Regions from separate parts of the Homo sapiens genome. Here all the other regions are linked to region 2. A link is a loop called in an ENCODE intact Hi-C map of the cell type or tissue named here. Cell type or tissue: CD4-positive, alpha-beta T cell. All regions are shown on one strand. Region 1 overlaps PTPN18 (protein tyrosine phosphatase non-receptor type 18). Region 2 holds the start of SMPD4 (sphingomyelin phosphodiesterase 4). Region 3 holds the start of LINC02572 (long intergenic non-protein coding RNA 2572).

What was found. Hi-C counts contacts between places; a loop is a spot of excess contacts. Peaks named below come from ENCODE experiments on the same cell type or tissue, not always from the same donor. Only the 100,000 strongest peaks of a DNase experiment are listed, where the experiment ranks them.
Region 1: a loop joins it to region 2, with 2.7 times the contacts of the local background. A loop is called at or near these places in 4 of 110 quality-filtered maps.
Region 3: it touches region 2 in a loop (4-fold over the local background); 7 of 110 quality-filtered maps call a loop at or near these places.

What each region holds. Positions count from the first base shown.
Region 1 is chr2:130,369,507-130,377,506 of GRCh38, reverse strand. PTPN18 (protein tyrosine phosphatase non-receptor type 18) reads right to left here. Exons shown (of 15, transcript NM_014369.4): 7 at 7,680-7,742; 8 at 7,317-7,459; 9 at 6,884-6,950; 10 at 6,725-6,802; 11 at 6,543-6,632; 12 at 6,220-6,308; 13 at 5,024-5,250; 14 at 4,560-4,634; 15 at 2,102-4,350. The coding sequence ends at 4,283. Among named protein-coding and RNA genes, the nearest start is that of PTPN18, 17 kb to the right of the region's middle. RefSeq lists a silencer at 4,574-5,323 and an enhancer at 5,050-5,677. In CD4-positive, alpha-beta T cell, a CTCF peak has its summit at 4,866 (motif pointing right); DNase peaks (open chromatin) are centred at 4,866, 5,266 and 6,806; H3K4me3 peaks cover 2,898 bases; H3K27ac peaks cover 4,230 bases.
Region 2 is chr2:130,177,605-130,185,604 of GRCh38, reverse strand. SMPD4 (sphingomyelin phosphodiesterase 4) reads left to right here and starts at 4,003. Exons shown (of 20, transcript NM_017951.5): 1 at 4,003-4,075. It overlaps MZT2B (mitotic spindle organizing protein 2B), which reads right to left and starts at 3,343. Exons shown (of 3, transcript NM_025029.5): 1 at 3,153-3,343; 2 at 2,830-2,978. The coding sequence starts at 3,322. RefSeq lists enhancers at 921-1,657, 1,658-2,394, 4,295-5,091 and silencers at 3,088-3,597, 4,108-4,247. In CD4-positive, alpha-beta T cell, CTCF peaks have their summits at 3,432 and 3,633; DNase peaks (open chromatin) are centred at 2,312, 3,424 and 3,904; H3K4me3 peaks cover 2,901 bases; H3K27ac peaks cover 1,226 bases.
Region 3 is chr2:129,874,510-129,882,509 of GRCh38, reverse strand. LINC02572 (long intergenic non-protein coding RNA 2572) reads left to right here and starts at 5,019. Exons shown (of 6, transcript NR_149127.1): 1 at 5,019-5,062. It overlaps LOC105373616 (a long non-coding RNA gene), which reads right to left and starts at 4,631. Exons shown (of 3, transcript XR_923328.3): 1 at 3,844-4,631; 2 at 183-334. RefSeq lists enhancers at 1,269-1,769, 3,647-4,202, 4,203-4,759, 4,780-5,074. In CD4-positive, alpha-beta T cell, no CTCF peak of the experiment used is centred here; a DNase peak (open chromatin) is centred at 4,859; H3K4me3 peaks cover 1,544 bases; H3K27ac peaks cover 889 bases.

The DNA of each region.
Region 1 (8,000 bases), 190 kb before region 2:
CCCTGAGCTCTTGAGCCTGCCCTTTGTTTTTTATCAAGCCCCCCCCCCCACCATGTTAGTATCAGGGAAGCTCAGGGGATCCCTATTGCAAGTGGCAATTCCTCACCCTCCCCTTCTGCTTCATGAGGTCAGATATCAGCTGCCCAATATCCAGCAGCAACTTTTAATACCATGTTTTGTTTCTGAAGGTAGCAAGGACATGTAAGCTTGGGAGTATGTGAAAAAAGCACTGAATCGAGAGTTAGGAAACAGAAACAAAGTTTTCATCAATTATGTAAAGCAGCTCTCTGCCCCTGAGATTGGAAACCAACCTAACCACAAATGGGGCCTAGTTTTCTCTCAGGACGTCACGGTCTAAGACAAACAAATGCCATACAAAGGAGAGAAGTCAAGGCAGGGGATGTTGAAAGCAGAAAAGGAGAAGTAACTAACTCCTGTGAAAAGGAGGCATCATCAGATCCGATCCTACTTGGAAACTGACAGCTGAGCCTTCACTGTTCCTACTGGGTCAGAAACAAAGCAACACGAGTATGGTGCCTGCAACGGTCCCATTGACCCCCACATCCCATGGGGGTTTGTGAGAGCCCAGACAGATGCTGTGCACCCAGTGGGCTGCACTGCAGAAGAGGAGCCCTGAGCTCAGGGCATATCCAGAAGGAAACATCACCTGCTGCAGTGTCCTATTGCAAACACAGCTCTGAGATGCCCAGTTCAGGAGCGGCCAGGCCTTGCATTCCTGGATACCCAGTGTGTGAGTTTCCTGTGGCTGCCATAACAAATGACTATAAACCGTGTGGCTCAAAACATGTTTATTCTCTTACAGTTCTGAGGTCCCAAAGCCTGAAACTGACGGGTCAGCAGGGTGGTTCCCTCTACTGTCTGTGAGGGAGAATCGGCCAGGCCTCTCTCCTGGCCCCTGGTGGTTTGCTGGCAATCTTTGGCATTCCTTGGTTTGCAGACACTTCATCCCCATCTCTGCCTCCATCTCAATGACCTTCTTCTCTTTGTCTCTGCGTCTCTCTCTCTTTTCTCTTATAAAGACATCATTGGGTTTAGGGCCCATCCTAAATACAGGATGATTTCATCTCCAGGTGTTTTAATTACATTTGCAAAGACCCTTTTTCCAAATAAGGTCGCATTCACAGGTTCTAGAAGTTAGGACTTGGACCTATCTTTTTGGGGGCCACCATTCAACCCACTACCTCCAGGAAAGACCTGTAGGAGAGCAAGAGACGGGTGGAGGATTGCCTCTCCCATTGCTGAGCTTTCTTAACAAGAGAACGGTTTTTATGTCAGCCTGAAGTAGTGATCTACATGAGCAAAGACATGGGTCTGGAAAGAGGAAAAGAATATTTGAGACAAGGTGTCATACTTTACTAGAAGTGAGGAAACCCGGAGTAAATGGTGTGAGATAAATCAGCCTGCACACTTCCTAAGTGTCAGCACTGTTCTCGGAGCTGGGACAGTAGCTGTAAACCAAACAAAAACTCCTGCCCTCACGCAGCTTACATTCTGATCAGGAGAGACAGGAAACAATATTAAGAGGTAAATGTTCAAATATATTAGAGGCAGAATCTAGGAGAAAAGTATCCAAGGCAGAGAGAATAACCAGGGCAAATGCCTGAGTGGAAACTGTGCTTGCCATGCTGGGCCAGGAGTGAGGCTACTGGGTGTGAAGTCAGAAACCAAGAAGGCGCAGAGACTGGACCCTCCTCGCATGCTGACAAGGTGGCCTGCACAGCTCCACATCACATGCACATGTGTATAAAACACCAGACCAAGGCCGGGAGCAGTGACTCACGCCAGTAATCCCAGCACTTCGTGAGGCAGGGGCAGGTAGATCACGAGGTCAGGAGTTCGAGACCAGCCTTGCCAACGTGGTGAAACCCCATCTCTACTAAAAATACAAATATTAGCTGGGCATAGTGGTACACGCGTTTAATCCCAGCTACTTGAGAGGCTGAGGCAGAAGAATTGCTTGAACCTGGGAGGCGGAGACAGAGGTTGTAGTGAGCCAAGATTGCGACATTGTACTCCAGCCTGGGCGACAGAGCAAGACTCCATCTTTGGGGAAGAAAAAAAGGAAAAACAGACCTCTGAATCGGAGAAATGGACAGTTTATTACTCACAGTGAACACAGCAGCCAGAACAGTATCTTTAGTCACTTTCCCATGCCCCTATTCCCAAGAAGAGGGCATGTGGATCGTACCAGCTGGGCAGGCAGTGGGTCTGCATCCCAGGAGAGGGACCCGAAACTGGGAGACTTGGAGATTTTATCAGGGCTGTGGAGGACCTGCCTTTCTTCTCCTCCAGAGATAGATGACTCATTATCCAGCAACACAGAGGTCAGCACCGACCTCACCAGCAGCAGGCTCACAGGAGTGGCAGGGGCATTGGGAGAGTGGGAGGCAGCACAGGGTCAGCTCTTTCACGAAAACAGAGAAACGGGGCAGCTCTAGAGTGGGAGTAGGGGCACAGAGAACAGGAAGGAAAGGCGGCCGGCGAAGGTATGATATCACACCAGCTCCCACTGTGGGCACCCAAACCCAAGCCTCCTGGGAAAGTCTGGGAACTGTTAAAAATCCACACCTCAGCATCACCCTGCCAAGGGGTGGGGTGGGGTATGTACACATCCCCATCATTCCTTGATTGAAGGCTGCAGGAGAGTGGAGTTCATGCCAAGGCACTTGAGATCGACCATGGATGCAGCCAGGCAGAGGCAGAGGAAGGCCAGCCCTATCCCAGAGAAGGGCAGGACAGGGGTGGACATGGGGCCCAGGGCACTGTGGCAGTGCATACAGGGACCTGGGCAGGCACAGTGTCAGTCAGAGGTCCAGAGACCTGAAAGTGAGAGGGGCGGGACCCTTGAGGTTCAGGGAAAGAGCATCTTATACTTTTTCCATTTTGCAGTGACTTGGAGATTTGTCCACACCAGTGCACAGAGACGTGTCCTCCTTTTATTTCTTTTAACAGCCGCTTAATGTTTTATCCTAGCAGGAACCCTACCATGGGCCATTTAAAGTGTTTCAAATCTTAGGGGGCTGAGCCTGGTGGCTCACACCTGTAATCTCAGCACTTTGGGAGGCTGAGGCAGGAGGATTGCTTGAGGTTGGGAGTTCAAGACCAGTCTGGGCAACATGGCAAAAACTCATTTCTTAAAAAAAAAAAAAATTAGACCTGTAGTCCCAGCTACTCGGCAGGCTGTGTGAATAGTAAGGGGTCAGTCTGGTTGGGAGTCTGTCTGGCGGGGGTCTGGCTGGGGTCTGCCTAGATAGGTCCTGATTTGCTGGGGGTCCATCTGTCTGAATAGCTGGAGATGTGTACTCATTTGGGGGACTTGTCTGTCAATCTGGAGGATCATGTCTGACTAGCTGGGGTCCATCCATCAAGACATCAAGATGAGAGTCTGGCCGGCTGGCTGGGATGTCAGGATTCCATGTGGCTGATGTCTGCCTGTCTGGCAGTCCATCTGGTTGGTTAGGAGTCTGTCTGGCCAGAAGGTCTGTCAGCCAGCCAGCCCACCTGAGGGTGGGGGTGGGGTCTGAGAACTCTGTGTATCTGTTCAGCAGGGGATCTGTTTATATCTGTCTAGTAATCTAACTTAGGGGGTCCACCTGGCTGTCCAGCTAGCAGAGATGTCTGTCTTTTGGGGGCTCTGTTTGGTGGTCTCTCTGGCTGCACTGGTCTATCAAGCTGTTGGCTGGTCTCTCTCTCTCTGGCTGGGGATCCCTTTGTCCACCTGTGGACTGTATCTCTGAAGCTTTGGCTGTCTGTCCAGGTTGGTGGTCCATCTGTCTGTCTGCCTATCTGGAGGTCTTTTTATCGGTCTGCCTGGGGTTAATCTGCTTGGCTGTGGTTATGCCTGGCTTAGTTCTGCCTGGATGGCGAAGTGTCCATCCACTTCTCTGTGTGGTCCCCTGAGTGTCCAAGTGAGGGAGGCTCAGGTGCTGAGGATGGACTAGTGCTGTGTGGTGAGGAGAGCAGTCTCCGGAAGCTCATCTGTCCCTTCTCCCCTTCATAACTCAGGGGTCATGCCCCTTCCTGATCTTCTTTCTTGAATCTGCTCTGTGCAGCCTCACCAGCCACTATACCCTAGCTACCTCCTCCAGCCTCAAGCCTTGAATGCTACAGTCATTGGGGCAAAGCCCCCACATTTCCCACCCTGAGAAACTTTAACTTTGATCCAGGCCCACTGTTTCCATTCTGCGCACGGCGCTCAGCAGCACCGGGGCATCAGCAGTCCGAGCTCACAAGAGGCAACAGGCAGGAACTGGCGTTAGACTTACACCCGGGTCCACTCAGCAGGCGGGTCCCGGGGACCCTTCGGCCTCCCAATGCGCAGGTTGAAACCTGGGAGAAGAAGGGTGCCGTGGGTCTCATGGAGAAGCTGAGGTGTGTGGAAGCTGGCAGACATGAAGAAGGCCATCCCCCCGCCTCCAGGTCCTCCTGGTTCACTGCAGCCACATCCACAGGACTAAGCTCCATGCCCCATCAACCCCAGACTCCTGGGTTCACTCAAAGCAGCAAAGTCCCAGCAACCCAGGCTCTACCTGACTTACCTAGCCCACCGGTCTGAGCTCCACCCGCCACGTCCTCGTAGGCGCCAGATCCGGCAGGACTTTGGTCAGCAGGAACTGAGGGCAGCAGACCCCCCACGGGTCAGCTCCGGAAGCCCCAGGGAGTCCCAAGACCCCACCCCTAGCGGGGACGCTTCCCCGGAGGCCCGAAGGGGAGAGCCGAGGGCGCCGGGCGGGAGAAGGCACACACCCCGGACGTGGCCTCCAGCCTTTGGGCGCGGCCAAGACAAGTATTGCCAGGAACCCTGCCCCTGGACCGCGACTGCGACCGCCAGGGGGCGCTTCCGGGGCGTGGCCAGGGACGCCTGGACATCAGCGTCGGGGCGTGGCCAGGCTAGCGGCTGGGGTCCCCGCGGCCGCCAGGGCCTGACGGACCACTGCAGGATGGTTCCGCCCTGCGGATCACAGCAGGATGATGCCCTGAGAAGGAGCAAGCCTCGACTCACCGCGGCCAGGCAGCGTCCCCCTCGCGTCCTCCGCGTGCGCCCCGGGTCGCTGGGCGCGCGGCGTCACCTTGCTGTAGAGCGGCGCCTCCTCCGCGCTGCGCGCCCCCGTCCCCGTCCCCGTCCCCGTCTGCGTCCCACTCCCGGCGCCCGCTGGAGCCCCGCGCTTCTGCACCACCGCGTAGGTGTCAGCCATGGCGTGGCCCGGGGACCCGGGCACAGAGATGCTCCTGCAGGCAGGGAGGGCCGGGAGGAAGTGAAACGGCGGCGCTGGGCAGGGCGGGAGTGGGGAGGCTGCTCAGCGCGCAAACCACGGGCTTCCTTCCCGCCGAGGCGGTGCGCTAGATGGGAGGGAGGGCTCCTTGGGTTGGAGGCCTCGCTTCTGTGTCCCTAGCGCCCTGCAAGTTAGGGGGATGAAGGAGGAACGGGGTCAGCCTGGAGGGTAATTTGGGGCAGAGTGTTGGTTTGAGGGGTGGTCATTTCTGTGTCAACGTCTACTGAACAAAAGAATGCGGAAGTGGCATAGAAGACAGGAAGGGATGGCCGCAAGGACAAGGGCCTTAAGTCTCCGCTGCGAAGGCGGCTCAATCCCATGTCCGCAGCACCCAACGTGCGGCCTGACAAGAAGGCGGCGTCTAGAATTATTTGCTGAATTTTTTTTGTTGTTTTTTTGAGACAGGATCTCGCTCTGTCGCCCAGGCTGGACTGCCGTGGTGCGATCTCGGCTTACTGCAACCTCCACCTCCCGGGCTCAAGCGACTCTCCTGCCTCAGCCTCCGGAGTAGCTGGGATTACAGGCTCTCACCAGCACGCCTGGCTAATTTTTGTATTTTTAGTAGAGACAGGGTTTCACCATGTTAACCAGGCTGGTCTCCAGCTGGGCTCAAGTGATCCGCCCTCCTTGGCCTCCCGAAGTGCTGGGATTACAGGGGTGAGCCACCTGAATTAAGGTTTGATTAGAGGATCCAGGAAAGGCCTAACTCAGAAGGCAGGGCAAGCCTTAGAGGCAGAGGCAAGGGGTAAATGAATCATCTTGGGATAATTGAATCATCTTGGGGTGGGTTCCCAGAGCTCAATTCGAAGAAAGGGCCAGCGAACACTTGGCGAAGTGAACAAGGAACGGACTGGTGTTCCAAGGATGAAGAAGGGGTTAGCCTGAGAAATTGGGCAGGGAAGAATCCGGGGATGGAGCCGGGTACCTGAGGACCCCTCCTGGTGGGCGGGGTATGGCGAGAAGTGCCTGGGGAGTCCGGAGGAAGAGGGCATCGTCGTAGAGTGGGGCACAATTCTGAAGAAAAACAGGAGGGGAGGCTCCTGAGGGAGGAAGCTGGCCAGGCCTCTCAAGGGGCTCTGGGAGAAAGCTTAAGATGGGAGAGCCTGATAAGGATGCCTGGAGGAGGGCACAGGTGGATGTCATAGTCAGTGCCTGCTCCCAGTAGTCCCGGGGGCTGGACCCTGCTCGGGGTCCTGGTCTCTGAGGGTGCTGATGGTGGACAGGAGAGTGGGAAAGGAGCCTCTGTACCTCTTTGATGTTCTGGTAGTGGGGGCTGGCATTCTGGAGTGTGGAGCAGAACATCTGAGCCACCGTGTGGTACAGGAACCTGTACTGCTCCTGTTGGGGTGAGGGACCATCAAGAAGGGAAGGCAGGGGCAAATGACAGCAGTGGGCCACTGTCCCTGAAGATTAGGAGACCCAGGGTTCACCTCTGTCTGCACGGCCGCAGGCCGCTGCTTCCTCATCTTAAGGACCACATCAAAGAGACTGAAGTCAGGTGGGATCATCTGGGGCAGACAGACAAGGCACTTGAGCAGGACACGTGGTCATGGGCAGCACACTGCACACACAGGATGCCTGTATCGTACCTGGGTCAGGAGCAGCTGCCTCACATAATCCACGGTGCACAGGACGCCTGTTCGCCCACAACCCGCACTGACAAGAGAATCAGAGTGTGCCTGGTCAGGTCCTGACCACAACCCCTTTTAGATGGGGCATTTGGGGATGGGGGTGAGGGTCCTGATGGATCCCCTGCAGAGCCTCTTGATTCCCAGAATCTTCAGATTATATCTGAACAAGGAAAACCTTTTTAATCACTTACATTTTGTTGAGCAAGAGCTGTGTGCTTATTCCCCAGCTGAGTCTGTGCTGAACAAGTGCTCACAATTACAGTCCATGGAGGGTGAGCAAGGGTTCTCAAAATAGGCACTCAGACTACAAGACTAGCCCCATGCCCTGTACTCCCCTCCATGCTCTGTCCCCTCTGCCTCACCAGACCCTCCTGAAGCCCATTTCCAAAACCTGCAGTGGACACAGAGGGGTTCAGGGCCAGATCCCTGGAGGCGACGGGCTTCCTCCACCATGGCGAGCATGTGGTCAGGACTGCTGGGGACCCCACGGTCTGGCCAGGACATATACTGTAGCTGGTACACAGAACGGGACTCCTGAAACACAGAAAAAGATGAGCAAAAGACTTAGGAAAAAAAAGAAAAAAGCATTAATTGGCCATCTACTATACACCAGGCCCACTTCTAGGCATCTTCCATTTATGTCTACCAGACAATAACTGAGGAAGTGGGTACTAGTATGATGCCCATTTTTACAGGAGAGGAAACCTCTCCCCTTTCAGGAGCCCCTTTACCTCCTCCTCCCCTGTCACAGTACCTTCTGGAATGTGACCTTGAGGGTCCTGAGCATGATGTCCTCATTCAGCCACTTCTCCTTTATCTGAGTAAGGGGGGTGGGGCAAGTAAGAAGAGGGAGGAGAACAAAGATCATAGGTACCAGAAGACATTTATAGAAAGCAAAGCATTCCTGATTAAAAAATCAAATACAGAAAACATTTTAAAAATTCATATAGCCCAAACTTTCCCCAAAGCTTTCATTAAGGAAACATTTGACACAGGAGCAAAAGAGGAACTATTATAAAAACACAAGCCCTTTTGCAATGAAAAGAGATGTCTTTTGTTCTAAAATGAAACTTTT
Region 2 (8,000 bases):
GGGCTCTGCCGACCCCCCTCCTGCTGTAACCCTTGTTACCCCCCTGTGTAACCCTTGCTGCTCTCTGGGCTCTGAAGCCTCCTCCCATCTCCATTGCTAGCGGTTTTTCTTTTTTTTTTTTTTTTGAGACAGGGTCTTGCTCTGTTGCCCAGGCTGGAGTCCAGTCACAAGCTCTTGGCTCACGGCAACATCCCCCTCAGGCTCAGGCGATCCTCCCACCTCAGCCTCCCAAGTAGCTGGGACTACAGATGGGCGCCACCACCATGCCCACCTGGCTAGTTTTTTTTTTTTTTTGAGACGGAGTCTCGCTCTGTCCCCCAGGCTGGAGTGCAGTGGTGTGATCTCGGCTCACTGTAAGCTCCACCTCCCAAGTTCACGCCATTCTTCTGCCTCAGCCTCCCGAGTAGCTGGGACTACAGGCACCTGCCACCACGCCCAGCTAATTTTTTTTGTATTTTTAGTAGAGACGGGGTTTCACCGTGTTAGCCGGGATGGTCTCAATCTCCTGACCTCGAGATCCGCCCGCCTCGGCCTCCCAAAGTGCTGGGATTACAGGCGTGAGCCACCGCGCCCAGCCCTGCCTGGCTAGTTTTTGTATTTTTTGTAGAGATGGGGTCTTGCTATGTTGCCCAGGCTGGTCTTGAACTCCTGAGCTCAAGGGATCCACCTGCCTTGACTTCCCAAAGTGCTGGGATTACAGGTGTGAGCCACCACACTGGTCTCGCTGGTGGTTTTCCTCACTGCCTCTCACTGGGCTCTGAGTGTGATCATCTCACTTCCCTGCCACACCCTCTGCCCTGAGAGCTAGGCCTGGCTCCCAGAGCCCTGAGTGAGTGCTGAGTGAGCAGCAACATCCCCTGGAGTGACAAGGACTCTGTTCCCAGTTTCTCCCTCCTGCTGGACACTTGCCCCTCAATTGCTCATCTCAGCCTGCAGTGCATACACCCCTACTCCAGGCCTGTCCCTCAGCCCCTCTCCACCCTCCCTTGGGTCCGAGCTCTGGGTGGCAGTGAGGTGGGCGCTGTCAGGAAGTGCACGCAGGAGGTGCAACCAAAGACCCCTGGGCTCTCACAGGACCCTGGCTCTGAGCCCCTGATCACACCTGCTGACACCTGGAAAGTGTGCTAACTCAGGAGTGAGGTGGGCAAGGGGGCTGAGTGCTGGAGTGTGGCCACGGGGCCAGCATATGGCATCTGTGTGGCACTGCCCAGGAGACTCTGGGAAGGTGGGAGTCTCTGTTTCAGCCTCCAGACTTCCTGTCCAGATAAGGGACAACTTCTAAGAGGCCGAGGTGTTTGTCACGCCTGGGGCTGTGCTCTCCAGCACAGCACACCGCACTCTGGCCGGCTGTCTTCCCTTGGAGAGGGGCTCTTTACACTCACCACAGTTCGCCTCTGGGGTGTGGGGGTGTTGGTCCTGTCCCCAGATGCCAGCCCGACTGTGGGGTCTAGAGACTGCCACACTATGTCTCTAATAAACCGAGTCAGAAATCGTGCCCTGTGGCTAAGCGGCAGGGCAGCGATGGCCTGCATGGTCCTGCCCTTGGAGCTCAAAGCTGCTTGGGCCTCCTGGGGCCAGGCAGTTTCCATGGAAACAAGGGAGAGCACCAACCCCCAGAGATAAGCCAATAAACGCAACCTGCAAAAGGAGAGAACAGGCAGCAAGAGAGGCGGAGGGAACCCGGGGGGCCTGGAGAGAGAGGCGAGTGTGTGGCAGCCGGGCTGTGGAGCAGAACCGGAGAGGCCGCAGGCTGCGGGCTGGAGGAAAAGGAGGGCCTTGCAGGGGGGCTACTGTTCCTGGCAGAGAGAAAGGAGGCCTCTGGAGGTCAGAGAGAGACACAAAGAGAGCAGACAGAGCGAAGGTCAGTGAAGAGGCCAGCACGCAGGTGCCCGGGCCCTCTTGGGTCAGCGGGTGTGGGTGCCCAGGCCCTGGCACTCCCCCCATGAAGGCAGCCTGCTCTCCACGCCTTCTCAGGATGCCTGTGCGGGTCTCCTCGTGCTTCCAGGCAGGGAGCCAGCTCTGGGCCTTCTTCCATTGGCCTAGGAGGTTGTGCTGCATTTCAGAGAGAGCCATCGGGAGCAGAAGCAACATGCGGAGAGGATGAGCAGGGACAGAGGCTCCACCATGACACTCTCAGTCCCAGAATCTCCTCAGCCCAGTCACCACACTGGAGAGGGAGGAGGCCCTTCAGACCCCGCAGGCCTCTGCACCCTGGGAGTTCCGCGTCTGACTCTCTTCCTGCAGTCATCAGAGGGAAAGCTGACCAGGACTGGCCAAGCCCCTGCGCAGGAACTGGGCCCAGGTGGGGTAAAGGCAGGAAGACCTCTGCCTGCCCTGGTCCCTGGGCACTTCCCTGGATGCTGTATACCACAGGACAGAGATCGAGACTGTCTTTTGAAAAACATTTAGAGACAGGATCTCACCCTGTCACCCAGAGTGGTCTAAAACTCATGGCCTCAAACGATCCTCCCGCCCTGGGGTCCCAAAGATTATAGGCGTGAGCCAGGGCGCCCAGCCCCAAACTGTCTTGATTCCCGACGTTGTAGGATGAAGGCCTGAGTGAAGAGGTGGAGGGGAGCTAAGCGGAGGAGCCCTACCCAGCCTGGACCACCCTGGGGTACGCACTCTGCGTCCACCTGACCTGGACGTGCCTCCTAAGGCTGGCAGCGAAGCCCAGGAGCAGAGCCCACGGATGGGCCCTGCAGGTGCTGGGCCTAGACCGACAGACAGGCCTGGCCACTCAGGGCCACGCCGCCGCTGTGCCGCGCCTGCCCCCTCCCCGCCCGCCACCCCCGCCACTGGGGCAGGGACAGCGGGCCCAGCTCTGACCTCGGGTCTCGGGCACGCTCGACGTGGGCAGAGACACGGCCGCAGGGTCCTGGGGCTCGCTCGCTAGCCTCTGCCCGGCACACATGGACTTGAGCATCTGGAAGACGGCGAGGGGGGCCACGTTCAGCTTCAGCAGGTCCACCAGGATCCTGGCGGGGACAGACGCGGGGCCGGTGAGCCCTCTCCGCCCGGCGCGGCCACCTCCCTGAAGACCCGACAAGGACGGGGGCGGGGGCTCCTCCCGACCAGCGGGCCGGGCGTACCCGGAAAGCAGAGGTCGGGGGGTGTCTGGCTAGCATGCGGCCCCCACCCGCCCCGCTCACTTGAACACGTCGGGGTCGATAGCGCCGCCCGCCGCCTGCGCCAGCTCGTACAGCTCCATCTCCTCGGTGCTCAGCACCTTCTTCCGCCGCAGCGCCAGCTTCTGCCGGGCCGCCTCCAGCCCCGGGGGCGCCGCCGACCCCGGCCCAGGCCCTACGCCCTGCGCCGCCATCCCCGCGGCCCGCGGAAAGGTGCGCTCCGCCCCGCCGCGCCCCCTAGCGGCTGCGCCCACCACCCTCTCCCTGCAGCGTCAACGTCTGGCCTCCCGGGCTGCCCTGGCGGGAGGGGCGGGAGCGCGGGGACGGGGCCGCCTCCGCGGCGTCATTGAAGCCCAACAGTTATTGGGCGCTCACGGTGTGCTGAGCGGCGCTCTAGGAGCCGGGAGTGGCATGGCGGACCGCAGGGGTCCGCTGCTTGGCGATCTGGGCCTCCCTGATAGACTGCATTGGTCGTGCTCGCTTAGGTGGCAGCACCCAGCCCAGTGCCAGGCATACATTGGGCGCTCGGTAAATGCCTCTTTCAAGAAAGCGTGCAATTTTCTGGTCCGCACCGGTGCACCACTAGGGGTCGCTTTTCGGGGCGGGCGGGGGGAAGGGGGGGGCACTAATCAACAATACTGCTTACGCGCACGCGGATTCCTTGCTGGGGAGAAAGTACCTTGGGGCGCCGGAGGCCGCCACAACGCAGGCGCATTCAGCTAAGGACCACTCCCTCCCCCGCACTCCTGCCTCGCCATTTCTCTTCCCCGCCCGGCCGGCCTTCGCTTTGCGCACGCGCCTTTTGAGGTAACGGCCCAAAGAGGTGGAAGCGCTTTTCCCGCCCGGCCGCGGGGCGTGGCTCTGCGCGCAGCTTGATGACGACTTTCGGCGCCGTGGCGGAATGGCGGCTTCCATCTCTGAGGCGAGCGACGCTATGGATCCCACAGGTGAGTGGCGCGGGATGCGCGCCTGAGACGGTCCGGCGCCCTGGGGGCTTCCCCGAGCCCCTGCGGAGGCCATCTCCGTTCCTCCGCGAGCCCCAGGACTCGGGCCGGCCAGCCGGCTCTGCCCAGGCAGGGCAGGCTGGGGAGTGGAGGGCCCCGGTTGAGTCTTCTGCCACCCCTCTGGGCCATGCCTTTGTGCCACCTTCCCGCGCGGCTCGTACACTCTGTCCCGGTCCGGTAGGTGTTCGCTGAAGGTTAACCTTCGTTGAAGGAATTGAGGGAAGGAGAGCTTTGTGTTGAAGTTGAGCCTTGGGCTCAACAGGCGGTGTGGGTGTAAGAGCCGGGTGTGGGTCCCAGCTCGACCCTTCCCCTGTGTGCTCCACATCTCCGAGCCTTGGTTTTGGAGGCTCCCGAAGCCCAATTGGCAGGAGAGTTGGGAACAAGTGGGCGCGTGCTGTTAAGGGAGGTCTTGGCATGACAGAATTTGCTTGGAATGATTAGCGTTGCCCAAGGGCTGTCGCTGTCAGAAAAACAAAACAAAACAAAAAACAAACGGGGTCCGAAGCAGCTCCTGGAGAAAATAGGTGTTGGAGAGTCGCCATGAAGTGGACTCTAGGTGCATGGCACGCAGAGACCTGTGACGGGGGAGGGTGGCCATGGCAGAGTCAGATAACAGGGGTGTGGGAGACACCTCTTGGGAATTCTCGGGTTTGAATTTCCTTTCTTGGAAATTTCCTAGAAATTCCTCTGGGCCTCATTCTTTCAGTCGCTGCCCATGAAAGCTTCTTCTGAGCAGAGATGCTCTCCCCTTCATCGTCTCTAGAGCTCCGCACTTACCGAACAGTCCACAGTTTAATGCTGCTTTGATCATTTTGTAGTAGTGCAGCGTTTTCTTGACCAAGTGCCTTAGGACTGAGGCGTTTTTCTTTAACACTGCAGTTGATAGCTAGGTTAAGAATTGAGGCCGGGAGCGGTGACTCACGCCTGTAATCCCAGCACTTTGGGAGGCCCAGGCGGGTGGATCACGAGGTCAGGAGTTCAAGACCAGCCTGGCCAAGATGGTGAAACCTCGTCTCTAGTAAAAAATACAAAAATTAGCCGGGCGTGGTAGCGGGCGCCTGTAATCCCAGCCACTTGGGAGGCTGAGTAAGAGAATTGCTTGCACCCGCGAGGCGGAGGTTGCAGTGAGCTGAGATCGCGCCACTGCACTCCAGCCTGTGCGACAGAGCCCAGAGCGAGACTCCGTCTGAAAAAAGAAAAAGAGAAAGCTGGCCGGGCGCAGTGGCTCACGCTTGTAATCCTAGCACTTTGGGAGGCTGAGGCGGGCGGATCACGAGGTCAGGAGATCGAGACCATCCTGGCTAACACGTGAAACCCTGTCTACTAAAAATACAAAAAACAATTAGCCGGGCGTGGTGGCGGGCGCCTGTAATCCCAGCTACTAGGGAGGCTGAGGCAGGAGAATGGCGTGAACCCGGGAGGCGGAGCTTGCAGTGAGCCCAGATCGCGCCACTGCACTCCACTCTGGGCGACAGAGCGAGACCATCTCAAAAAAAAAAAAAGGAGAAAAAAGAAAAAGCGGCCGGGCATGGTGACTCACGTCTGTAATCTCTGCACTTTGGGAGGCCGAGGAGGGCTGATCACGAGGTCAGGAGTTTGAGACCAGTCTGGCCAACATAGTGAAACCCCATCTCTACTAAAAATACAAAAATTAACTGGATGTGGTGGCATGTGCCTGTAATTCCAGCTACTCGGGAGGCTGAGGCAGGAGAATTGCTTGAACCAGGGAGTCGGAAGTTGCAGTGAGCCGAGATCATGCCATTGGACTCCAGCTTGGCAACGGAGCGAGACTCCATCTCAAAAAAGAATTGAAAAAGTCGGCACTTTGGGAGGCTGAGGCAGCGGATCACTTGAGGCCAGGAATTTGAGACCAGCCTGGCCAGCATAGGGAAACCCGCCTCTACTAAAAATAGAAAAATTAGGCAGCCTGTGGTGGCAGGCCCCTGTAATCCCAGCTACTCGGGAGGCTGAGGCACGAGAACCGTTTGAACTTTGGAGGTGGAGGTTGCAGTGAGATGATGGAGTGAGACTCAGTCAAAAAAAGAAAAAAGAGGCTGGGCGCGGTGGGTCATGCCTGTAAGCCCATCACTTTGGGAGGCCGAGGCAGGCGGATCACGAGGTCAGGAGATCGAGACCATCCTGGCTAATACAGTGAAACCCCGTCTCTACTAAAAATACAAAAAAATTAGCCGGGTGTGGTGGCCAGTGCCTGTGGTCCCAGCTACTCGGGAGGCTGAGGCAGGAGAATGGCGTGAACCCAAGCGGAGCTTGCAGTGAGCCAAGATAGCGCCACAGGACTCTAGCCTGGGCAACAGAGCGAGACTCTGTCTCAAAAAAAAAAAAAAAAAAAGAATTGAAAAAACTTGGGAGATGTTCCTATTGCCGAGAGGCAGAGATTCCTGTCTCCTCTCACTCTACAGCTGCCTACATGGCCTCTTTACACCCAGCCTCTCTTCCTCCACAGACTGCCAGGTGTCACCCCAGTGCCTTTACTTGTGCAGTGGGCAGAGCTGGGCCATGAAAACTGTAACTAGCCCACCAGTGGGACTTGGCAGACTTCCTGTCTGTGAAGTCTAGGTCTGAGCATTTTTCATTTCTGACCTGGGTGAGCTGAGAGGTAGGATTCTGGAAAGCTGATCTTAGTTTTCTTTCTTTTTTTTTCTTTTTTTTTTTCCATTTTTTGAGAGTTTCCCTCTATCACCCCGGCTAGAGTGCAATGGTGTGATCTTGGCTCACTGCAACCTCCGCCTCCTGGGCTCAAGCATTTCTCATGCCTCAGCCTCCCGAGTTGCTGGGACTACAGGTGCCCGCCACCACACCCAGCTAATTTTTATATTTTTAGTAGAGATGGGGTTTTGCCACGTTGGCCAGACTGGTCTCAAACTCCTGGCCTCAAGTGATCTGCCCACCGCGGCCTCCCAAAGTGCTGGGATTACAGGTGTGAGCCATGGTGCCCGGCCTTTGATCCTAGTTTTCTCATGGCTTATTCAAAGGCTCCCTTGGCAGAGCTTGCTCTTCCCCTCCGTTCATTGCATAGTGCACAGGTAATATGGAGGGGATTTGCCCCTGTCTCAGTTTTGTGAGGTGGTGTTTGTATTGGAATCTTGGTTCTGCCACTTACTAGCTGGGTGGGGGTAAGTGAATTATCCCATTTCTGCCTCTCCTTCATCATCTGTACTGACCTGCAGTCATAGTACATCTGTACCCATCGGGTTGTTGTGAGGTTGGTTTTTCTATTCTTGTATGACAAACTTAGCAGCTTAAACCGGCATCCATTTATTATCTCATAGTTATGTATGCAGAAGTCCAGGCATTACAAGATTAAAATCAAGGTGTTGGTAGCTTTGCTCTTATCTGGAGACTCTAGGGAAGAAGCTGCTTCCAGGTTTATTTAGGTTGCTGGCAGAATCCAGTTCCTTGGAGTTGTAGAACTAAGGTCTTTGTTTCCTTGCTGGCTGTCAGCTGGGGACTACTCTGTAACTTAAGGTCCACTAACTTAGGACTCTAATTGGATGTGCAAAATGCCGTCATAGCAGTACCTAGATGAGTATTTGATTGAACAAACAGGGGTCGGGAATCTTGGGCTGCTATCTTTAGAATTCTGCCTACCACTGAGGATTAAATGAGGAGATATATAGAGAGCATTTAGAGCGAGTCCTGGTATATAACAAATGCTGTACAAGCATTACCGAGGATTCAGTACTACAAACTTGGCTCTGAAGCTGGCCACTATGGGCTGCAGGAGAACAGTATTTCTTTTTTTCTTTTTTTTTTTTTTGAGATGGAGTCTTGCTCAGCCTTCTAGGCTGGAGTGCAGTGGTGTGACTCAGCTCACTGCAACCACCTCTCCTGGGTTCAAGTGATTCTC
Region 3 (8,000 bases), 300 kb after region 2:
AGTGCTGCCTGTAAGCTGAGAACCCTGTACATCTCAAATAGAGCATCTCCACAATTCTCACTGTGGTTCTGAAAAATAGGTGTTATCAACCACCATGCTTGATAGACAGGGGGCAGAGAAAATTGAAATAACTTCCCCAAGGCCCGGTCACACAGTTAAAGGTGGGGAGCTGGGATTTGAACCTGGTAGTCCAACTTCAGTGCTTGTCCTGGGTGGTGCCATGTGCCTCTGTCTCCTTGGTGTCCAGATAGCACCCACAAGCCTGGGTTTTACAGTCATCACAGTCACTGGTGAGGCCCCTTGAATCTGCAACTCTAGGAGGAACAGCAACGAGCTGGAGCAGAAATGAGTGAGAAGCATCAAGGGGGATCAGTGCAGTATGGCACAAAGCACTGCCATGGGTAAGTTCTGAGCCCAGAGCCCATTTACTCACGGTGGTTGGTGGTTTCTAACACACCCCCCAATGACCCCACCTTCTCGGCCCTCATGTAATCTCCTCCCTTTGAGTGTGGGTTGGACTTAGAGACTCACATCCAGTGAATGGAATATGGCAAAATGATGGGATGTCCCTCCCAAGATTGGGTAATAAGTAGACTGTGGCTGTCTTGGGCTCTCCTGTTCTCCCTCTCCCTTCCTGATCACTGTGCTAGGGCACCAAAGTGGCTCAAAGTGTAGAGGCCCACTGCCATGGTATAAAGCTGAGGCCCTCAGTCCAGCAGTCCATGGCAGTACCCCGTGGAAGTGGTCCCTACCCTCTGCCACAGCTGAGCCTTCAGTGAGACTGATAGTGTCACTGTGATCTCATGAGGCACCTTGAACTTAAGCTGCCCAGCTAAGCCACGCCTGAACTTAAGCTGTGGTATTTTGGGATAATTATTTAGGCAGCAATAAGTAACTAATATCTTCCCTATGAAGAACCTGCCAATCTCCCTTAAATAGAGAGATCATATGATTAATCATCTTAACCAGGACAATTCTGCAAATGAAATCACACTGGGAAGACAGATGTTAACTTGGACCATTCCTGGGAAATCAGAACATGGAACAAGAGGAGTAGTTGTGGCCTGTTTGGAATTGACTTTGTCCTTGCATTGGCTCCTTGGGTTCTTTCATGCCCCACACCCTACCTGGTGGAGGTGCTGGATGCCAGCTTCCCACTGCAGGACCACCTATGTCTTAGCGTTCTTTACTTTGGCACCTGCCCCTGCGTGGCCTCTAGGGGCCCAGTCCTCATTGGAGCTCCATGCCCTCTGCACAGTGAACACTGTAGGATCTCTGTCCCCTCAGCATCATGACCTGGCCCCGCCATCTCTGCTTTCTGTGCCGTGGGCATTGTTGGCAGGAAGACCTCCATCCTGCTTGGAGTCCAAGCCAACAGTAGGTCTCCCCCTCCGGCAAACGTGGATCTGGTGGTCCTTCTGGTAAAGGTTGAGCTTATGTGGGGCAAGGAACAGAGGCTCAGGGTGGCCCCTATTCCAGGAGGGGTTTTGCAGGAATGTTGTGGGCTGGGGCTGGAACATGTTCAGGATGAGCCCCTCCCTCCATCTCTCATGGTGCCCGCTTCCTGTCCTCTTGCCTCTGAACGGCCCATGATTTCTATGACCCCCTCTACCCTGAATCTCAGAAGGAATCATCCTGATTGCTTTAGCAAATTAACCCATGCTCTGAACAGGTTTTTCTTAAAATTAAAACAAAACAAAACAAAACAAACCTAAAAGCAAAAAGCCAAAGGAAGCACCCCATGAGAATGGGAGACTTGCAGGAATTGTAGGTGGAGGAAGCTGCTGTCCCATGCAGGGCAGAGACTGCATGCAGGCAAAGGCCCACAGTGTCAGGGCTGTGTGCACCCCCCACTTCCTTTGGTCTCATCTCAGCTGTCTAATGTAAGCAAGCCCTCTCCAAGCCTGATGGCCCTTCTCTGGCCCTTTGTTGCCACAGAAAAGGCCCACTCAGCTAAGCCTCTGTTCAAGCCCTCCAGTGGCATGAGAGTCTCACGCCCTTAGGAGCTCACCATCACGGGGCCGGGGGTCAGGGGCGCTGACTTTATGGGCCACTTTTGGGGATAATGCCCACTCAGGTGCACAAAGCTGCTTCTCCTGGGCAACAAATAGCCGTGTTGCCTCCTTGAGCAGGGACTGAGGATGGGGCCCAATCAGCTGGAATGGGACACTGGTTATGGTAACACCCTTAAGGTCCCTCCAGAAGGGGCTCAACCATGTTGTGGTTGGTGAGACACTACCATTGTTGAAATATTGAATCACATTGAAATAATAAATTGTATTCAATAAGAATATAATAAGAGGCTGAAAATGAATCCACTTTAATTGGAGTTATCGCTTTAACTAATTTTTAAATAGTACCTCACCACTTAGGGACCATCAACCATAGGGACCACCCACTTATTGCAACCACATCGTGGGGGCCTCCTGTCCTGGAGCAGAGACAACACCCTTATGGTCACTTCTGATGGGGTGTGCGGTGACAGCAGTTTTTCTGGCTCTCTCACAATTCTGAGCTTTGCAGTGGCAGGAAGTAAAAATGGCTTCTCAGAGGCTTCACAGTGGTGGTCCTCTGATGTTGCCCCTTCCTTGACCACCTCGGGGAGGTGGGCAGGTGCAACCACACATGAATTGCTGCCTCGTGCCCTTCTGGTGTGACACTGGTGGTGTGATATGGCTCATCCTGACACTGCAGGGGTCACGGTCAGCCAGAAAGTACTGGCAACTGTGTTCCACCTTTGGGCTCCATCCATGGGGGCCGCTTGCAAAAGCCCCCCAGCAGCCAGTGCTCACAGCTCCCTCCTCTTGATACAAGGCCTCCTTCCTATGGGAGCGCTCACATGCTAGCAAGCTCGATGTTAATTAAGCATTAATAGGGTGGGGACCAATTGATTTCCCTGTCAGCTGCTCCAGCTCTCATTCCAAAGAAAGGCAATAGAACATGGAGTTTTGATAGATCTTTGCAAGACAGGCATACGAGCAAATGGAATTTTACTTTCTCAGTTACTAGAGCTTTTTAAATTGATTATTGACCAGGGCCCAATTCAGTTTCTTTTAAGTGTCTGTCCCAAGAGGTGAAAACTTTTCAAGGAATTTAACAGGGGCACACTTGGAACTTCTCTTGGTACACAAACTATAACAAATGGTCTTCTCTCTGTCAAGTAATTTCAAATAACTATCATAAAACCACATTGAAAAAAATTTCAAAACGCCTCAGGTAGAGAACTTCAATTCTTTCTGGAATATGATTAATAAGAGACTGAAAGATGAACCCATGTTTATTGGAGTTGTTGCTTAAATTAATTTTTAAATAGTGCCTCACCACCTAGGGAAAACTAAATCACCTTCTCAATGAAGAGACGCAAGGTAATTTGGAGTCATTAAACAGGCCATTAGGAAGTGTCTCTTGCCTATCGGTTAAAAACCACACACACACACACACACACACACACACAGACACACACACAAATTTCCAATTTAGGATGGTTCGACGTATGATGTTTTGACTTCTTACTGGTGTGATAGTGATACACACTCAATATAAACTCTACTTTGAGTACCCACACAACCATTCTCTTTTTCACTCTCAGTACAGTATTCAATAAATGACATGAGATATTCAACACTTAACTATAAAGTAGGATTTTGCCTAACTCTGAGCACGTTAAAAGCAGGCTACACTAAGCTATGATGTTTGGTAGGTCAAGTGTATTAAATGCATCTTTGACTATGGTATTTTCAACTTACGATGGGTTTACTGGGATGTAACCCCCATGGTAAGTCAAGGAGTATCTGTATATACACCCACAAAACTACGGAGAAACAAGGTATTTCCCAAGCCTACCTTAAAGATAAGCAACGCTATCCCGTTTCCGGGAGCCCAGGGGTCCTGCGCTGAGCAGCGGCCTTCCTTGGGCGTTCCAGCTCTTCTGGGCAGCGCCGGGCGCTCTCACACAAATGCTGCCTCCTTCAGCGCGGGTCTTACAAAGTTGTGCTGTTCTGCATGTTGTTATTTCTAGCTTGTGTTGCACATTTCAGTATTTCCCAAACAGAACATACTGACCATCACTTAATGTTTTCTACATGATTCTAATCATTGTCCATATCCATTCAACAACTTTCAGCGTTCAGGGAAGGCATTAGTGCCCGCTTCTGGGGCTGGACGACGGGGCTATCTGAGAAGAACCGGAGGCCGGGGCTACCTCGGGAGCCTCGCGGCGGGAACGGGTCCCAAGGCCTGCGGCGACAGTACCGGGAGGTAGCCCAGGCCATACACACTAGAGCCTGGCGGAGCTGCTGGCCAGGATGCCAGGGCAGCAGGTGCACGCAGGGCCCTAGCAGAGCTCCTCCAAGAGGGGGTCTTCAGAAATAACCCCTGCGAAGGAGTGGGAGGTGCTCCGGCTGCAGCCCCCCCGGGAATAACCCAATACGTCTATTGACAAAGAAGCCGGCCTACTTTGCTTAAATCCAGAATTTATCAAGCATACATGGTCACAGACCACCCCCTCCTGCTGCTCTGGTATGACATCATTACTTTTTTGAGAACTGTTGTGTTCATCATGCAGAATGCCTTCAGCCAGCCTAACCGCCAGCTTCCTCCGGGATGGGTTTTCCTCACTCTGCAGCCCAGCATGTGGGAAAGACCCTGCGCCTGCTGTGCCCGCCCCCGCGCCCGCCCCCCGACACGCGCGCCCGCCCCCCCACACGCGCGCCCGCCCCCGACACGCGCGCCCGCCCCCCCACACGCGCGCCCGCCCCACCTGGCCCTGTTCCCGCCCCCTCCCCTCCCTGCTTCGCCCTGTCCCCGCCCCCTCCCCAGGCTGTTCTGTCCACCCCTGCTCCTTCCGCTCCCGGCCCGGCCCCGCCCCCGCCCCTCTCCCCGGAAGAATGGGGGCCTCTGCTCACACCAGATTGGTCGGACGGCATCACGTGACCTCATCTCTTGGACTCGCTTGCTATTCCCGAAAAGGGGGAAAGGATTTGGGGGGGACAATCGCGGAGCCTCTCGCTGGCTTTAGGGAGAGAGGGCTGGGGTAGAGGAGAGCCCCAGGGAGCAGGCAGAGGTGGGTTGGCTAGGGCCTTGTGTGACTTGGGCTGAGAAACTTCACTTATTCCCTGGCGCTGGCAGTTGTCAAACTGGGTCTTGTAGATGCTAAGTCTCCATAGAGGTATCGTAGGTATGTTGCAAATGCTTGATTTGAATTGCTTTTTTAAAACAAACGTGTCTTAAATAATTTTTAAAGCTTAAATGATTTTAAAAGACTGCTCAAATGTGCCGTGTCTCATTTATGGTTGTTTATTCACGTGCGAGAGGAGCTGGCTCTGCTATCAACAAAAGGGCTGCTGGTTCCCTCTGGCAGTGATTTTGAAACTTTTTAAGCAGCAAAACCCCCTTCCAAACCGAGAATTCTGCGGTGCTTCAGTCATTAAGACTGATAGAAGCTATATTTATTGGGATAGAGTGATTTTATAATCTTTATTATACAATTGATAACCTAGGGAAAGAAAGATTGAGCTGCAAAGAGGGAAGGCAGAGGAGAAGGGAGATATCACCAGGCTGTAGGTGGGAAAGGGAGTGGAATGGTGGCTTAGACAGGTGCAGGCGGTGTGAAGGACTCACAGGAAGAGAGTCTTGCCTTTCCAGCTCCCAGCTGTTTTTTGCTGATGGATTGGATGTGGGGCCACAGGGTGGCAAGAGAGAAAACCAGGATGACTCCTGAGATTTTGGCTTGAGCAACTGGGCCGATTCTGGTGCCAGTTGTTGAGGTGGAGTGTGGGAAACTGAACATGCCCTCGTGTGTGTGGGGACACTTTTGGGCGGTTACAGGAGGTAGTGGTAACGAATGATAATAGCAGAACATCAGGGTAAGCCTGATAAAGAATTATAAAAATCAGGCCATCAGGGTAAACTCAACGTAACTACTGATGCAAATTGAATAGCTTCTGGCTGTTTACTAAAAACGGAATGAGGGATAGTAACTGTAGCTTTAATTCCATAACAATAGAGCTAAAAATCTACCATAGCTGTGTAGACACTTGCTGACTACCTGAATGCATTCAGGTTTTTTCTAAATAATAGAATTATCTAATCATTCTCTATTTTTTGAATTGGCATGTTCCTTTGGGTGTTGGTTTCCTTTCTGCCCCCACAAGTTTGGTGACAAGGATGGGACACCTTGAGTGAGCCTTTCCACTGGGCAAATTGGAGGATGTGTAGCCATCTTCGGTCAGACAAGAGGCCTTGTTTGCTGAAGTCTTTCTTAAACACATTGACTCATTAAGTCTATCATTTGATTGACCCTACTGTCGTAGCTTACACCAAAGAAAAATTATGGTCATGTGTAAAGCTATATCCTCTCCCTAGCTCAAATACGGGGAATTGAACCTGTAATTAGAGAACTAGAAAGAGAATCATAAAGAAAGGACATTTGCCTTGTAATAGTCTTCCTATATTACCTATGAAAAAGGAAGGGAAACTGACAAAGAAGTTTAGCTTGCTTACATATTTTTACAAAATCTGATAGAAATATATTTTTGGTATGTCTGACAGTTGTAGTACTCAACCTCTTAGCCTCCTATTGTGTGACCTAACTAATTTTAGTAATAGACTTATGTTGAGCTTTCTTTTCTATACCTTCAGCAGAGGAACCAAGGTATCTCTTTGTGTTTACCTATGAAGGCTTTCCATATTGGTGGCAATGCATCCCCCAGGGATTCAGAGATTTGCCAACTATAATCTCTAGGCATTTACAAAAGAACTTAAAGAAACTTCCCCCACCTCAGGAGTCCATATATGGATATATATGGATGATTTATTGATAGGTAACACCTCATGTGCTAACAAGATATATTAGGCCAGACATGGTGACTCATGCCTGCAAAACCAGCACTTTGGGAGGCTGAGGTGGGCAGATTGCTTGAGCTTAGAGTTCGAGACCAGCTTGGGCAACATGGTGAAACCCTATCTCTACAAAAACTTATAAAAATGAGCCAGGCCTGGTGGTGGGTGCCTGTAGTCCCAGTTACTTGAGAGGCTGAGGTGGGAGGATCACTTGAGCCTGGGAGGTGGAGGTTACAGTGAGCCGAGCTCGCACCACTGCACTCTAGTATGGGTGACAGAGTGAGACCCTGTCCCCAAAACAAAAACAAGATATATTAGCTTTACGAAAATTCTAGCTTCTAAAGGGCATAAAGCTCCTTTAGATAATTTCCAACATCGTTAGACCGAGGTCAAGTATTTGGAATATTTGTTATTGGCTGATGGATGGGAAATAGTTCTGTCCCCAAAGCCACCTCTTTTACAAATGAAGCAATAGCTCCATGTAGCAACAGCTCTGTCACTGCGAAGAAATAGCTCCACCCTTTTGAGGTTGGTGTGCATCGCAGGCAACGGGTCCCTGTCTCTTCTGAGAGGCAAGCCACTCATGGTGGTGCTACATGAAGCATCGCTAGGTGCATTTTTGCAATAGCTAGGAGAAGCTAAAAAAGCCTTCAGATCCTTAAGTAGCCATTGTTTTCCTGCCTGTACTTGGAGTCAGTTCCTAGCTGGTCATCTCTTCTCCCTTTTCTGTAAGGAGAGCAAGGGTGCTGTTAGTGATGGGTATGCTTCCTCAAACACTAGCCTTTGGTTGGCTTTCATGTACCACTGGATTCTGTTGCTCCAGGGATGCCAGGCTGTTTAGAAGTCATTCCAACATTGGGTCTCTGCTTGGGAAGGTGCAGGCCTTGGCTCGGGGATGTAATTGTTTGGGCCTTGTGCTGTTGCTGCTGCTTTGTTTTTTTTGTTTTTGTTTTTTTTTGTGTGTTTTTTTTTGTTTTTTTGTGTGTGTGTTTTTTTGTTTTTTTTTTTGAGACAGAGTCTAACTGTTGCCCAGGCTGGAGTACAATGGCGCTTACTGCAACCTCCACCTCCCGGGTTCAAGCGATTCTTCTGCCTTAGCCTCCCAAGCTAGGATTACAGGTGTGCACCATCATGCCCGGCTAATTTTTGTATTTGTAGTA